2 separate regions of the Homo sapiens genome follow, and region 1 is linked to region 2. A link is a loop called in an ENCODE intact Hi-C map of the cell type or tissue named here. Cell type or tissue: B cell. All regions are shown on one strand.

Region 1 (8,000 bases), 110 kb before region 2:
GTTGTGCTACTGCACTCCAGCCTGGGTGAGAGAGTGAGACTCTATCTTTAAAACAATGAAAATTAAAAATTAAAAAAATTTAAAATTTTTTAAAAAGTTACAAGGACGATATAGGATGTCATAACGCCTAATCAATTCTCATATCTTCATGGGTTTCTGGACAGAGAATGTACCTTCACTTTACCATTAGCCTAAGATCACTCAAAACATCTGGAAGTTATTATTTTAAAAAGAATCTCAGAAGTATGCCTGCCTCTCACTGTTAAATATATGTGATGGTGCAGATTATTCAGAGCAGTGTTAAGGCATCAACATAAGTGCAGCCCCATGGAGTCAGGGACAGAGGTCAAGGTGAAGTGTTTCTTTACCTTTGAAGACTTCTGGCACCCAGGCTTACACCTACACTTCAGCTCGGCAATCCGGATGTCAGGGAAGTGAGAGGCGAAGTTTGAACCCATGTGAACTGTACATTTTGGGACTTGAGTATTCAGGAACTTGGCTCTCTTTGATGAGAAATTACTTCCCTCCTCCATCGGCTCAGCTTTTCTTCTTCCACCTTCCCTTTCCTCCCTCTCTCCCTCCTCTTTCCCCTTCCTCTCTTCTTCCTCTTTCCCTTCCTCTCTTCCTCCTTCCTTTCTTCCTTCCTCCTTTTAAGTCATCACCACCACCAGCACTACAAAAACCTATAGCATGTTCATGTCAGAACTTCTAAAGAGTTGTTGTAAAGATTAAGATACAAGTGGGGAAGAAAGAAATTTAAATTCATTAGAATAATTTTGATCATCATAATTAAAACAATTTTTCTTTATTATGGACACTTTCAAGCATATAAACATCTGACTAATCCAATGAACCCCTTGTACTAATCACTCACCTTCAGTAAAGTTGGCCAATCTCTATTTCATCCTTTCATCTTTCTCCCCAATCATGTCCACCCTCCTCCTGACCCCACCTGAGATTACTTCAGAACAAATCCAAGGCATCATATTGTTTCATCTGTAAATAATTCAGCAGTATTTATAAGAGATAATCTCTCTTATTTTAAACATAATCACAATACTATCATATCTAAAAAAAATAATTTGTTAATATTATAAAATATTCAGTCAGTTCTCAAATTTCCCTGATTATCTCCTTTTTATTCTTGGTTTGTTCAAATGAGGACCCAAATAAGACGCACTCATTGCATGCTGCTGAAATAGCTCTTGTCGCTCATAGTCTGTAGGCTTCCTTGCCCTCCTGTTTTCTTGCCGTTTATTTATTGAAGAAACTGAGCTATTTGTTTTGCAGAATTTTTACCATTCTGCATTTTGCTGATTGCATCTTCATGGTATCATTTAACATGTTCTTGTAATTCCTGTAATTACCTAGAATTCCTGTAATTACCTGTAATTCCTATCAGCTGATAGTTATACCTAGAAGCTTGTCATTATTAGTAGCAATATCAAAAACTTCACTTTTGAGACTGGCAATTTCTACGTCTGACATCTTACCACAGTGAACAAGGCAGCATCCCAAACTCTTCTGAGTCAATAAGAAAAGGGTAACTCTTGCAGTAATGCCAAGTTCAGTTTCTGTTCACTTTGCAAAAAATGTATGCCCACTACTAGACCCATGACTGTCAACTAGAATGTGCTGGGCCTCCTCTCCTGTCTGTGCATGGGAATGGGCACAACCAGGTGGAAAGAACATGAACTTGGGAGTCAGATAGCTCTAGATGTGAATTCTGACTTCAGGTTTTATGAAGTACATAGCTTGTCTAGTGAATTCATATCTCCACTTCTCAGATTCCTTGTATACAAGGATAATGTCTGTCTTACCAGGCTGCCAAGATGTACCTGACATGTAGTATGTGTTCAATAATTGTTTCTTTTCCAGCTTAGGTTAAAAATGGGAATTTTCAAGAAACCACAAACCCACAGAGTTTGTTTAGATCCAAACACAGATATGGCATTTGCCAGCCTCATAAACAATAGAGGAGGCTTTCAGGCAAGCCCCAAGAAAGCATGTTCAGAAAGGGGAAGGAACGTGGGGACAGGAACTATTGCTCCCCTTCTCTCTTTGTACTCAGAAAATCCAGGAAATTCTTCCTCAAGAAAGCATGACCCATTTCAGCCTAAAAGCGTGCTTTTCTCTGGACTGTGCTGGCTTGAGAACATATTTCTTTTACCAAAAAATGAGTTCACAGTAAGTGACTCAGAAGCATATGGATGAAATTTCCTTTAAGCCACTCAAGGGATTAGAAATTAAGGGAAAGAGTGCCTGGCAAAATGCATTTGGGGTTTTGCCAAGCCCAAACCAACTGAGAAATAGTTAAGACACAAGGCAGATCTCAAATGCTGCCAAGTTTACCCATCTTAGCAGGACAGGGATTTATAATTAGAGCTGCTCAGAAAAGCACTGCCTTACGGGTGGCAAAGGACAAAAAAGGCTTTGTCCCCAACATCTCCACAGGCTGCGGTTTCCCAGATGGGCCCTTAACAGTGTACACACCCTCTCCATCGCCAGGGTCCTCAAAGCCACCGCCTCTACCAAGCAAGGTTCGACTTCTACACCACGCCCCTGACATTCTCTCCAGGCCTCTTTTGTTTCTGGCCCAGGCTGGATGCATCACACTGTGAATTCCTGGATGAGGAAGAACAAATCTTGCGGAGTGTTCTGGAATTACAGAGGAGAGCCATAATGGGAAAATGTGACAAAGCAATTCCCTTCTCTGACATACACATTTTACCCCTGTCTCTCACCTTTGTCACGTTTCCCCATTTTTTCACCTTCTGTGGGTTTCTTTTTCTGTAAAATGAAGGGATTGGATCTGCTGGTTTCAAACTGTGCTACCTGGAGCCACTTGCGGGCCTGGCGGGGCCCAGTGGAAGTGGATGGGGAGATGGTGAGAAGGGCTCTCTTCAAAAAAAGCAGGAGGGGGCTCCAACATAGCATTTCAAGGAAATCAAGGGATCCAAAGTTAAACAATTTGAAAATCACAAGTCTGGACGAAGTCTCATTGTTCTTTCCAACTGAACACTGCCGGTGTGGTGTGCCTCACTTCTCAGTCTCCATTCACTAACCCAAATATCCCCAAAGATGTGCACCAATTTTTCTGTCTAGCATTCATCAGAGTGCTCCTGTGTGCCAGGCCCTCTGCTAAGCACTGGGCATACAGCAGTGAACAGAAACCCCAGGGGGCTCATAGACCAGTTGGGAAGATTGGCATTAAACAAATGAATATGTAAATCCAAATCAAGAGGTATGAACACCATGAAAGACAAAATCATGGTTGAAAGTTGAGTGGGCCTGGGGTTGGAGAGATACTGCCCTAAGCATCTCCCCTCCCCACCTGGCTTGCCACTTGCCCCTTTATAGAATAACTAATCGTTGTTCAGTCTTTGATAGTTTCCACTGAAAACATCCCTCTTCTACCTGACAGAGGAGGGTCAAGACACCCAGAGCACAAAGGAGCTGATGGGTTTAGTTAGCTGTTACTGCGGAAAGCCAAGAGGATGAGCTTGAGAGAACAGACTGAGGGCTTTAGATGGGTGAATGTGAGAAAGTCTACAGTGCTTGCTGTGCTGAGGAAAAAATCCAGGTGGATCACCTGGAGGTGACCCAAAGTGCCAATGAAGTGCATGTCAATGGCCCTCTTCACATACTTCACTACTGTATCTGGAGCTCTCCTGAACATCTTTCTCCCATTCCTCACTGAGTTTTGCTAGACATGGCAAATGTTAACTCATTACCAACTCTTAATTGTATTGCTGTTTCTTTGCCCCTGTCTAGCTCTTTCTATTTGTACATTTTGTAAAGAGAAAAGGAATTTAAAAAATAAAACCAAAACAATCTCTGGAGACATTTCTGTGGTTTCCGCTATAGGTAAGGGGCAAACTCACCGTTTCTGGCCTGCAGCGTGTCTGGCCTCTTACCTGGGAGGGAGATGGGGGAGCTAAGCAGAGGGAGACTGGCTTGGCTGCTTGAACAGTGAAGACTCCTGTGGGGCACTAGATGGCAACATTTCTCCAAATCTAAACTTGGCAAGGCCCTGTGGACACAAGGTCAACAGTGCACAGTTGCTAATCCCAACACATTTTATGAAACTCAAGCTTGTGTGGAGGAGAAGACTGAAGCTAGATCTGGTGGACGAGAGGTCCTAACAGTCTCTCTCTCAGAGCTCGGCCCATAGTAAGAGGCTAGTGGTGCTATTTCTACCACTACCACCAACACCACTGCTACAACCATGGCCATCGTCACCACCACCACTATCACCACCACCACTACCACAATTGACTCACTCATGTGGGTATTGTTTTCATTGGTGCTGAAAATTAAACCCTCATTCAGACTAATTCTGGGAGGAGAGATCTAGTTAGCGATATACATCCTTTCAATGTTTTTTCAAATATATGCTACAGCTAGATTAACAAACTGCTGCCCAGTATAGAAACTCAGGAGAATTGCTTTAATGAATAGATAAGAATGGTTTGTATCCGCATATCACTGCTTTTGGTAGATAAGTAGTTGCTTCTTATCTACTTAAGCAATATTTGAAAATAGTATTGTTCTATGTGAACTGAAAATCTACTCCGGAGTTGTGTTTGCATTGTCAATTGATTTAGCATGCGCTTTCTGCTTAGTAACCAGCCCCACTCCCAGGCCCTGCCCTTTTAATTAGTCACCTGTCATCATATTGAAGTGTTCCTCTTGAGGCACCAGTGACCCATGGAGAGTCAAAACCTGGCACTTGACACAGAAACAAACATTTGCTGAACTTATGTAATCGGGCTGGTCAGATGAACTGTTTCTTGGTGATCATGAATTGAACTTACGTGAAAGAACAGGAATCAAGGTGGTCAAGAGGGTGGGAATGTCAAGGGGAAGAGGGCCACCAAGCAGAGTTATAGGACCCAAATTTGACTGCTGGCCACTTCTGTAGATGCCTTAAAGCCCCAGTGCTCCATAGCTGCCACTTGACAGAGGTAGATTTTTTTGCATAGTTGCATTCATGTACTCAATCAACAGATAACAATTAACTTCTGACATGTGTCCAGCATGCTTTCAGGCTCTAGGAATACAGCACTGCACAAGGTACCTGCCCTTATAAGGCTTACATGCTGGTGGAGGAAAGAAACAGAAACAAATAAACAAATTAATAAATATAACTTAGGTTTGATAATACAAAAAGTAAAGCAGGATTCAGGCACAGTGACAAGTAATGGTGTGTGTGTGTGTGTGTGTGTGTGTGTGTGTGTGTGTGTGTGTCCTTTGATTAGTTAGATTCATTAGGGAAGGCTGCTTGGAAGAGATGACATTTGAACAGACAGACTCGAATGAGATGAGGGGGTGAGTCACGTAAGAGTCCCTCAGCTAAAACTAAACCACGTATCACCATTATAGTGAACTGACCTAAGTCAACTTGGTCATGATGCACCACTCTTAAGTTCTTTTTAGTTGAAAATCATTGTTGAAAGATTGAGATAAATAATTTCTATGGTTTGAATGTATGTATGTGTGCCTCCAAAATTTGTAAGTTAAAATTTACACTCCAAGGTGATGGTATTAAGAGGTGGGCCTTTGGGGAAGTGATTAAGTCCTGATGGCTCCACCCTTGTGAACTGAATTAATGCCCTTATAAAAGAGGCTTCAGAGAGCTGCTGACCCATCCTCCATCCCTTCCACCATGTGAGCACAGAGGAAGAGGCACCATCTTGGAAACATAGATCAGCCTTCTCCAGGTACTGAATCTGCTGGTGCCTTAATCTTGGACTTCCCAGCCACTTAGGTTCTCTGGAAGCAGATACTGAGACAGATACTAAGATGGAGAAACCTCATCTCTACTAAAAATACAAAATTAGCCGGGAGTGGTGGCGCATGCCTGTAGTCCCAGCTACTCAGGAGGCTGAGGCAGGAGAATCACTTGAACCCAGGAGGCGGAGGTTGCGGTGAGCCGAGATCGTGCCATTGGACTCCAGCCTGGACAACAAGAGCGAAATTCTGTCTCAAAAACACAAAACAAAAAAACATATATGGCCAGCTAGTTCTGCTTTTAAAAAAAAACTCAAAATAATTGAATATCACAAAGAGTACAGACCATCTTTAAACTTCATTTATACTCTTTACACTTATTTTCTCTTGCTAGTTTATCAAAAGTACGACATGATTAGGAGTTTATTTCCATGTTGATGGAGCTTTATAATCTACAAATTGAAGGGAATTATTAATGGTAAATAACTGCTCTGAGTTTTTTTGTTTGTTTGTTTTTACTGGTCTGTTTGAATTCTCTTCTGTTAGCAGAATTTAAGTTCAATAAAGTTTAAGGTAAGTTAAAAAAAAGAAAAAGGGAAGGAATCTAGATTGGGCAGAGGGAAAAGTTGAACCATAATGCACATCCAACAAAGCCTCAACCAACCCAATGTTGAGTTTTAGAGTGAATATTGTAATGAGAAAAACCTTCCCCCAAACTGGGAGGGAGTGGAGAGACCAAAAAATGACTTAAACAAGTCCAGCCTAGCAAATAAATGAGTTTATTAGGACTTACATACAAGGAACTCTTGGACGGCAGCAGGACAGCTTTAGAGATCCACCCTGCCCCCCATCCCTAAGCTGCTTTTAAGCTAATTTTCTGGCTCTTTGCTCTGTGTGTGTGTGTGTGTGTGTGTGTGATGGGATTGCTTTCCCTGGTAGGTTTGCAGATACTCTCTGGGATGTTTGGTTTCTCAGGGATACCTGCTCCTCAGCTGGGTACCATGGGCTTGGCTCATGGCCTGGCCTTCGGGGTTCAGGAAGCAGACACACATCCCTCAGCAACCTGGCAGGGGACACATCACACTACAAATATTAGCCATCAGGGTTATCTTGCACTGGGTCAAATAGCTGCGTCTTTATCCCTGACCTGGCTCAGGCAGCAGATAAGGGCTGTGGGTGAGGAGGCTCTCTGCATCTGAAGCAGACCCCGAAGGAGCAGGCAGCTGCAGCTGTCCCCTGATGGTACTCCCCACAGCTGGGTAGCAAGTCCTTCCTTGAAGGAGGACTCTGGGCCACACATTTATGTATCTACCACACTGTCAGAGGTGTTTGAATCAGAGCAACTCCATCTTGAATAGGGACTGGGTAAAATAAGGCTAAGACCTACTGGGCTGCATTCCCAGATGGTTAAGGCATTCTAAGTCATGGGATGAGATAGGAGGTCAGCACAAGATACAGGTCATAAAGACCTTGCTGATAAAACAGGTTGCAGTAAAGGAGCCAGTCAAAACTCCCCAAAACCAAGATGGTGACAAGAGTGATCTCTGGTCATCCTCACTGCTACAGTCCCACCAGCACCATGACAGTTTACAAATGCCATGGCAATGTCAGGCAGTTACCCTATAAGGTCTGAAAATGGGAGACATGAATAGTCCACCCCTTGTTTTCATATAATCAAGAAATAACCATAAAAATGGGCAACTGGCAGCTCTTGGGCCTGCTCTGCCTATGGAGTAGCCATTCTTTTATTCCTTTACTTTCTTAATAAACGTCCTTTCACTTTACTGTATGGATTCACCTGAAATTCTTTCTTGTGCAAGATCCAAGAACCCTCTCTTGGGGTCTGGATTGGGACCCCTTTCCATTGCAGTGGAGAATGTAACATCTAAAATACGTTGGCCCATCCACACATCTTGAATACCTTTAATTTCACAAAGGAGAGTCCACTTCTAATATTCATTGTACTTATTAACGATGAACTAATTTAAACAATAAAAATCCATTTCTGACATTCACGATGCTAATTAACAAAGCCTCAGGTATTCAGGGAGACATCGATCAAAGAAGCACTTAAAGTGGCTGCCTCTGGAATGTGTCCTTTCTGATAAAATACTAGCTCACTACCCTGGAGTAGAATTTTCCATTAGAGCAACTGACTGCCCTTAGAGTAAAAGCAGAAACGAACCAGCACACACATAATATCCCTGTCTCTACCTCACTGGAGTATTTAAAGTAAATTGGAGACGTCTAAACGGCTCTCATTTAGA
Region 2 (8,000 bases):
TGAAAAAGTACAGTTCTGATTAAACGTCAGGAGACCTGAATTGTAGGAAACTCTAACTTCTGTCTAGGACTCCCCAGAGAGTTGAAGTTCTTAGAAAACTTGTCTGTTTGGGGGAACAGAAGGAGATGAATGTGTTCTGGAAAACCGGAGCCTTATGCCCAAATTTTTGGAGACGGATATCACTTAAAATGGTGCATCCCACTGTCCCCATGGGTACAAACCATACAATCAGTTCTGATGCCTGGTTTGGAAAACGTGATCCCCGTCAGTGTTGAAACCGAAGCAGAGCATGCTCGTAAACTCTGATTTTCCCCATGTGACTGCGAGCTGGGCTATCCGGGTGAGGCTGGCCTAGGGCCTGGAGTGAGCATTGTGGATGCTTACGCTCTAGGCCACAGCGCCCTCAGCAGCCTTTTCATTAGGGTGGTGTTCAGAGACAGACTGTGGCTGCTGCAGCCCCTTCAGAACCCGGGGCAGCTGAGGGAGAGAAGCCGCTTAATCTGATTTATAGGCAAGGCTCACAAGAGTTGCACTCCCTGCATGGCCCACCTCATTTGCTGGTCCATGGTCAAAGCACACTCCAGCTGGCAGGCTAAGGGTCCTTTTTAAAATAACAGTTTTATTGTGATTTAACTCACATGCCATAGAATTCAGTGGTTTTTAGATATTCACGGAGTTGTGCAACCACCACTGCTATGTAATTCCAAAACATTTTCATCATCCCCAAAATAAACTTCACGCACATTAACAGTCATTCCCCATCCCCAGGCACTGGCACCGCTGAACTGCTTTCTCTCTCTATGGATTTGCCTATACTGGACATTTCATAGAAATGGAATCATACAATGTTTGTCCTTTTGTGTCTGGCTTATTTCAGTTAGCATAATCTTTTCAAGATTCATCCACATGGTAGGTCCATACATTCATTTTTATGGCTGAATAATGGCCCACTGCATGGATATACCACATTTTATTTATCCATTCATCAGTTGATGATATTTGGGTTGTTTCCATCTTCTGGCTGCTATAAATAATGCTGCCATGAGCATTTGCATACAAGTTCTTCTGTGGACATTTGTTCTTATTTCCTAGGTATATACCTAGGAATGGAGTTACTGGGTGATGTGGTAACTCTATATTTACCTTGTTGACCAACTGCCAGGCTGCTTTCCACCATGGCTGCACCATTTTAAATTTCCACCAGCAATGCTCAAGGGTTTCATGAGCTTTTCAAACAGACAAGTGAGGCACCCTTTGCTCAGGTTGCAGTGTCGGGCTTTCAGCCCTTCCCAGCTTCTGTCTGCTTTGGTTTGAGGAGTCTGATCTGGCGTGCTGGCACACCTCGCTGAGGTTAGCAGCAACAGCTCCTGCTGCACCTTAGCAGCCTGCAGAGAAGTCTCTGGAAACCTCATGATTGCAGTGCGTGCCTACCACAAGCGGGCCCTCCACCTGCACCATCTATAATCCTCATGGCACGCCTCTGAGAATGGTCTGCATCTTGAAGATCATATCCACTTTACAGATGAGAAAGCTGAAGGTTGGAGAGATTAGGAGACTTGTCCAGAGGTCACAGAGCCAGGATGGCAACTGAGTGTGTCTCCTCTGAGCCTAGGCAGGAAGGGCTTAGTGATGGCCTTTGATTTGTGTTCTGATGGGAAAAGGGGTCAGGTGACTGGACCCCCAGATGGATCCTCTTGCTGAACAGCTCTCTACCCTGAAAGTCCAAGGCTGCTCATGGCTGCAGAAATCTTCACAGGTTCAGAGTCAACACCAGCCTCTGCAGGAGCAATGTGTTCTGAGCATATCCTGTCTTTTGAGGCTTGAGTTAGGGGTCTGAAACCACCCCTGGCCTCCTGCAACCCTGCCAAGCCCAGCGCACTGCTTTGGGCAATGCAGGAGGCAATGTTTATTCTTTTCTCTGTTCTTCACACACCCACTACCTATCTGCTGCTCCACAGAAGCAGCCTCATCCTGGCTATGAGTACTGAAGTGCCTTCCAAGCAGAGATCCTAATCACTCAGGAACAGCCTCTACCCAAAGGCTGAGGGGCTGCAGTGATCTATGTTGGCCAGCAGGGGCGTGGCCTCTCTATTTGCCATTTAGCGTCCAGTGAATGGTCCAGGAACACCTCTGGTAAAAGACTACTCTCCCTTCTCTCCACCTTCTCCCGAGCCTTTCAGGGTATGTGTCCTCAATGCCTGCAGAGAGCAGCCACAGGGCATCCTGGGCCAAGATTCCACCCTGTGGCCACCGCAAAAAACCACAGCAGCAATGTGGTAGCTTGAAACCAGGGAATGTGGCGGCACCAAGCCTTCTGGAGGAAGGAGTGAGTGGCTGCTCCACCCACAAGTGGCCTTTTCCCAAAGGGTCCAGGACAGCTATCCTGGCATTTTGCCAAGCAAACTATGGCCACTGACCAAGACAGCACCCAGTTGGGTTCAGAACAGGTCGATCACTGCTGACATATGTAGAGAGGGTTAGAATCCATGGGGGTTCTTGGCATCTCGGAATACACACCCCTGAATTTTGTTTCCTTGACATACCATCTTGCTACATGCTCAGGAGAGTAAAGTTCCCAAATTCTGTCTTTGGTTGAGTGTGTGTATATGTGTCTGTGTAAGTGTCCCTGTAGTCATAAGGAAAATCACTTTGCATTTATGGAATGCCGGCTACATGCCAGATCACGTGAGGTCTTCACATTTATAATTCTACTTAATGTAGAATTTATATGTGTAAATTTAGTTTACATATGAAGAATTGAGGCTCAGAAAGGGTGTGTGACCTGCCAAAGGTCACACAGCTAGTAAGTGGCAGAGGGAGGTAGGATCTGAAAGCAGATCTGACTTTTAAGCCCCTGTGTGCCAGGAGTAGATTCTGACAAGCCTAGTAAGATAGGTGACCCTTGGCCAGGTGCGCTGGCTCAAGCCTGTAATCCCAGCACTTTGGGAGGCTGAGGCAGGCAGATCACTTGAGTCCAGGAGTTTGAGACCAGCCTGGCCAACATGGCGAAACCCCAGCTCTACCAACATACACAAATTGGCTGCACATGGTGGCTCAGGCCTGTAGTCCCAGCTACTAGGGAGTCTGCAGTGGGAGGATTGCTTGAGCCCAGGAGGTCAAGGCTGCATGAAGCCGTCAGCGTGTCATTGCACTCCAGCCTGGGCAACAGAGTAAAACCCTGTGTCAAAAAAAAAAAAAAAAAGGAAACTAAAAAGATAGTTGAGCCTCTTGTTGCTCCCACCCCAACACTGCCTCAATCTTGCGGTTGCTTTGAAAGAAAGGGGCAAGGCTGGGAGCAGAGTCAGAAGGGGAGGATAAGGACAGAATTTGCAAGCTAGTTTATTTAGGAACTGGTGAAATTCAGAAGGGTTGAAGGAGGCCTCTAGGATGGCGACCTTTCCCTAAGCAGCACATCGGTGTTACCGGGCACCGAGAGAGAAAGGTAAAAAGGAGAATGAAGAGGAATAATGGGAGGTGGGGAGATAGAGAGAGGCTGGTGGCCTGAAGACGCTTGCAAGGGGACTCCCCTGCCTGGGGGGCTGGCAGGAGCAAGCACAACCTTCATTCTCTCTAGCAGGGCCAACAAAGGGCAGCTGAATCACAGTATTTCTCAAGAAATAAAAATTCCTAGCACACCCCTGGGGCCTCGGGGAGAAAAACTGACAAGGTGTTGATTGAAAACATACCGCGCTGTGTGCGCCCACAGGGTGAGGCCGCGCTTGCACAGGTTCACAGCGACACCTAGTGGTCTCCTGGGGCACCTGCCGCCTCTGCAGAAATGGCAAGGTTGGTGGGCCACAGGGTGACTGGGTTCCTGGAGGAGATTTGGGGTCCAAATCAGACATTTCCTCTTTTCCCTTGCTGTCAGCACGCATATTTTGCACAACTGTCCACCCTCCAACTGTGTGAAACATGTCGGTATTCTGAGGAGAGTCAGGGGTGGGGCCGGGGGCCATTGGTAAAAGACTGGACTTCCTGGTTGGACACGGTAGCTCACTCCTGTAATCTCAGCAATTTGGGAGGCCGAGGCGGGCGGATCACTTGAGTCCAGGAGTTTGAGACCAGCCTGGCCAACATGGTGAAACCCCGTCTCTACTAAAAATACAAAAATTAGTCGGGCGTGGTGGCACGTGCCTGTAATCCCAGCTACTCGGGAGGCTGAGCCAGGAGAATCGCTTGAACCCAGGAGGTGGAGGTTGCAGTGAACCAAGATCGCGCCACTGCACTCCAGCCTGGGCAACAGAGCGAGACTCTGTCTCAAAAAAAAAAAAAAAGAAAAAAAGAAAGACTGGACTTTCTAATGTTCACCCCAAGACTAACAAGGTATGCATATCCAACTGGCTCTGCACCATCTAGATTTTCTGAAGTGGTCACTATTTCCTCTAATTTTATTCTCTTCATTTATTCAATATAACTAAAAGTATTTAATGGTGAAATCCTCAGATGGCTTTTACACAAATGAATTCTCCAGTCACAGAAATTTCTTTGTTGTCGACCTGCTCAGAAAATAGAACAACTATACTTCTATATTAGGTCAAAGACCTTGATGTCCATAGTGAACCTGATCAATAAATCTGCTTAGAAATGAAAACAATGCATCTCTTTCTGGATAATAGCACTTGAACATTTTTGTTCCCTCCCTGGCCTCCTCTCATGCCATTTAAGCCTTGGCTAATTTCCTTGTCTGAAGGCCCCCTGGAGACAGAGCATATCCAGTGTGAGCACAATGCCTGAGACATCGTTGATACTCAAAAATGATTTCTTACTGAATGGCTTCAGCTCCTGATGGAGCAGCAGATGCCACAGGAGGAAGGTCAGAGAGTTCAGTCCTCCGTGAAGCGCTGCCAGAGGATTCCAGACTCTGAAGGGAAATGATCAGACTAGCAAGACCCTTGCTAGGGTGTCCCTACCTGCAATCCAGCTTCTTGTTAATAGCTGGGGATGACTTGTGGTTAAGTGGTAGCCCAGTGTGGCATTTGCAGAGTTCTGGAACAAGGCTATTAAATGTCTGTGGGCTGGCACTCCTGAGAGGGCTCCATGTGGCCATGCTTTCCAGACCCCCTCAAAAGCCCCACTGGAGCCTTTCCTTGTAAAGAAGCCATGAGCTTCTGTGAACCAATCCTGCTGGGATGAAAACCATTGTCTCCAAGCTAAATTTTATCCAAATTACATTGGCCAAATTGTGTTGCATTAACTGGGTTTCTTTCTGGTTGCAAAGAACAGAGAATCATAGGTTTATTGGGATATAACATGTGAAAATAAAGAGTTGGCTCCATTGCTCAGTCTGTCCAGAACCCAGAAGAAGCAGAAGACCTCACTTCTCAGGGGTGGTGTAGTATAATAGATATTAGTCATATTGGTGCCACCCCAACATCATTTGAAGAAACTTCTTAAATTTGGAAAATACGCCATGTGAGGGGTGCTACCTCACCAGGGTGGAGATCAGAACTCAGTTACTCAGACTCCTCTGCAGCTAGGACACAGGCATGTGACATAGGCTCTGTGGATTGGATGCAGTATGATGAGATTTCAGTCTGGAAGAGTGAAAAGCCAGGGAGAAGCTGCTGCATGGAATTGTTCTTGGTGATGGGGCGGAACATGGTGGAGGGACATGGAACCCCAGAGGCAGCAGAGACAGAGATGATAATAGTAACATGCACCAAAGGCAGTGGGATCAAGCCTGTGACCAGACAGGTGAGGATTTGGGTATTGTTTGTGGCTGCAGAGTGCCAACCCCTATTTCTCCGACCTTGCTGGAGAGTCTGTGAGCCACTAATATGCGTCCATAAGTTCTTTTCTGTTTAAACAAATCAGAGGGGATTTTGTTGTTTGTAGGTAAGAATCCTGATTGATAAAAGCCTAGTGAGGACTCAGGGAGACTGTGATCAGAAAGTCATTTAGCATGCAAGGCATCTGTAAGAGGTTAATGTCAGGAGTTCAAGGATCTTTGCTCCGGAGAGGTTGTGCTCAACTATTTTGTTTGGGGCTGAGGCTGTTGTTACTGCCTGTTTAACATCCCTTAAGCAATAACCATTTTCTACTATTAGGTCCTGTATTCTGGTGGGGCTGACATCATGCCCTAGCTCCAGAACTGGGCATATGACCCAGGCCAGGCCAATCAGATCACAGCTTCTCCTTGGCTCTGTTAATTGGTTCAGGGATGGATACGTGTTCCAAGGTGGACCATTGAGAACTACCCCTGGGACTTGTGCTGTAGATCTAGGGAATTATTCCTTATCTGCTGATGCTGCTAAGCTGGAAGGAGGTCAGTAGGAAGCATGAAGCCAATATTGGTTACCTTGTTGAGTGTGGGAAGAGCCTGCCAACCAAAGAATAATGCCAACTGAAGGAAAGAAAAATAAGAAGAGAGAGAGAAACAATAATTCCTGATGATGTTGGGTATTTGTATGCAGCCATCATTGAAGTCTGTTCTATCCCTAGATTTTTCAGTGACATGAACCATCAGATTCCTTTGTAAGTTAATTTTGAGTTGAGTTTCTGTTACTTGAAACCAAAAGGTCCTGACTAATACAATGGCACATGTTCAAATATCAGAATTTTTGGCAAGCCTTTAGAAGAATTAAATAACATCCTTGGTTATTATAGCGTTAACTTGGTTACTCTGCAAGCCCATGTCTTTGAGAATAACTGTTATGGCCCCAACTGTGCTCTCTTCTGTCCTCACAAGACAGTTTTCACACATTCTGGGAAACTTGGTTGTGTTGGCACACACTTATCATTATACTCTACCTCTTCCCTCCGATGTGCGTGTTTGGGATTCTCCCATTCTACAAGGAGTATTCCTCTCAACATTCTGTCCAACAAGCACTGTTGTAACAATACATATCCTCAGTTGCAACAAAAGGTGCATTTTCTACCTTGAGCACAATGTGTTAGCCACCTGTGCAAGGTATGCCGCCAGCTGCTGTGGGTGTGCAGAGATATTTGGGTTCAGAACCACTGGTCCTAGGGCTCTGGCATCAATATGACTCTCTGCCTTCGCTCTTCACTCACCTCTTCTAAGTGTTTCTTCAGGACTTTTGTTCTGCTACCAGTTGGCTCATTTTCTCTTTATCTCTAAAATCAGTTTCCTGGCCAGGCATGGTGGCTCATGCCTGCAATCCCAGCACTTTGGGAGGCCAAGGCAGGAGGATCAGTTGAGGCCAGGAGCTTGTGAACAGCCTGGCCAACACAGCGAGATCATGTTTCTATAAAAAAAATTCTCTTTAGACCCTAAAATTAGTTTTCTCAGAAGGAAAGATAATTCAATGGATCTAATTGCCAATTTGAATTCTCATTTGGGCAGAGTTGGTTGAGCTGGGCCATATCAGACAATCCCACTAGTCCCTGGATAGGAGGTCTTGGGCAAGGCATCTGCCCCTGTCCAATCACAGCTGGCCAAGAGGAGGTGTGGGTCACATGGCTAAGAACAAGGCAAATGCTGAATGAGGGACAGCTTGGGGACACTTCCCTCCTTGGGGGCTGTGACTGGGCAGTTTTTCTTAGGCGAGAATGGTGTGTACGACAGCTACCATGATCGATGTGTCTGGTACATTCTCCCATCCTATAAATAATAAGAGAAAAGCAAGATGATGGCAGGGGACGGAATGATAATAATTATCGAGGACTGGCTTCACCTTCAGCACCTCACTTCTTCCTATGTCCCACTCGTCAGCTGTCTCTGGGAAAGTGATCAGCTTCCAGGAGCCAGAGGGCTCTTTGAAGGGCTGTGAGGAAAGAGGAGCTGCTCAGCATGCATTTCAATATCCTCAGCACGGAGCACATCACCCTCGCTGTGGGCCCAATGGCCTTTAGAGATGGTGAGAGTTGAGCTGTGGGCACAGAGTTGAGAGTTCAGTATTCTCAACTCCTTCTCTGAAGCCAGACAAGGACACATTTCCCCTATAGCCTCCCCCTGTAGCTGAGGGCAGGGCTGTGGATCCACATGCTGGCTCTGTCTTGTTCTTCTGAGTTTATCCTGTGGTTTGCACCAGTGTTCT

The links. A loop is a pair of places that touch in the nucleus more often than their neighbours do. Peaks named below come from ENCODE experiments on the same cell type or tissue, not always from the same donor. Only the 100,000 strongest peaks of a DNase experiment are listed, where the experiment ranks them.
Region 1: it touches region 2 in a loop (16-fold over the local background); 51 of 110 quality-filtered maps call a loop at or near these places.

The regions. Positions count from the first base shown.
Region 1 is chr7:105,930,771-105,938,770 of GRCh38, forward strand. No RefSeq gene overlaps it. Among named protein-coding and RNA genes, the nearest start is that of CDHR3, 28 kb to the right of the region's middle. In B cell, no CTCF peak of the experiment used is centred here; a DNase peak (open chromatin) is centred at 4,001.
Region 2 is chr7:106,039,240-106,047,239 of GRCh38, forward strand. No RefSeq gene overlaps it. Among named protein-coding and RNA genes, the nearest start is that of SYPL1, 69 kb to the right of the region's middle. RefSeq lists an enhancer at 3,391-3,891. In B cell, CTCF peaks have their summits at 2,087, 2,288, 3,740 (motif pointing left) and 3,939; DNase peaks (open chromatin) are centred at 2,072 and 3,732; H3K27me3 peaks cover 869 bases.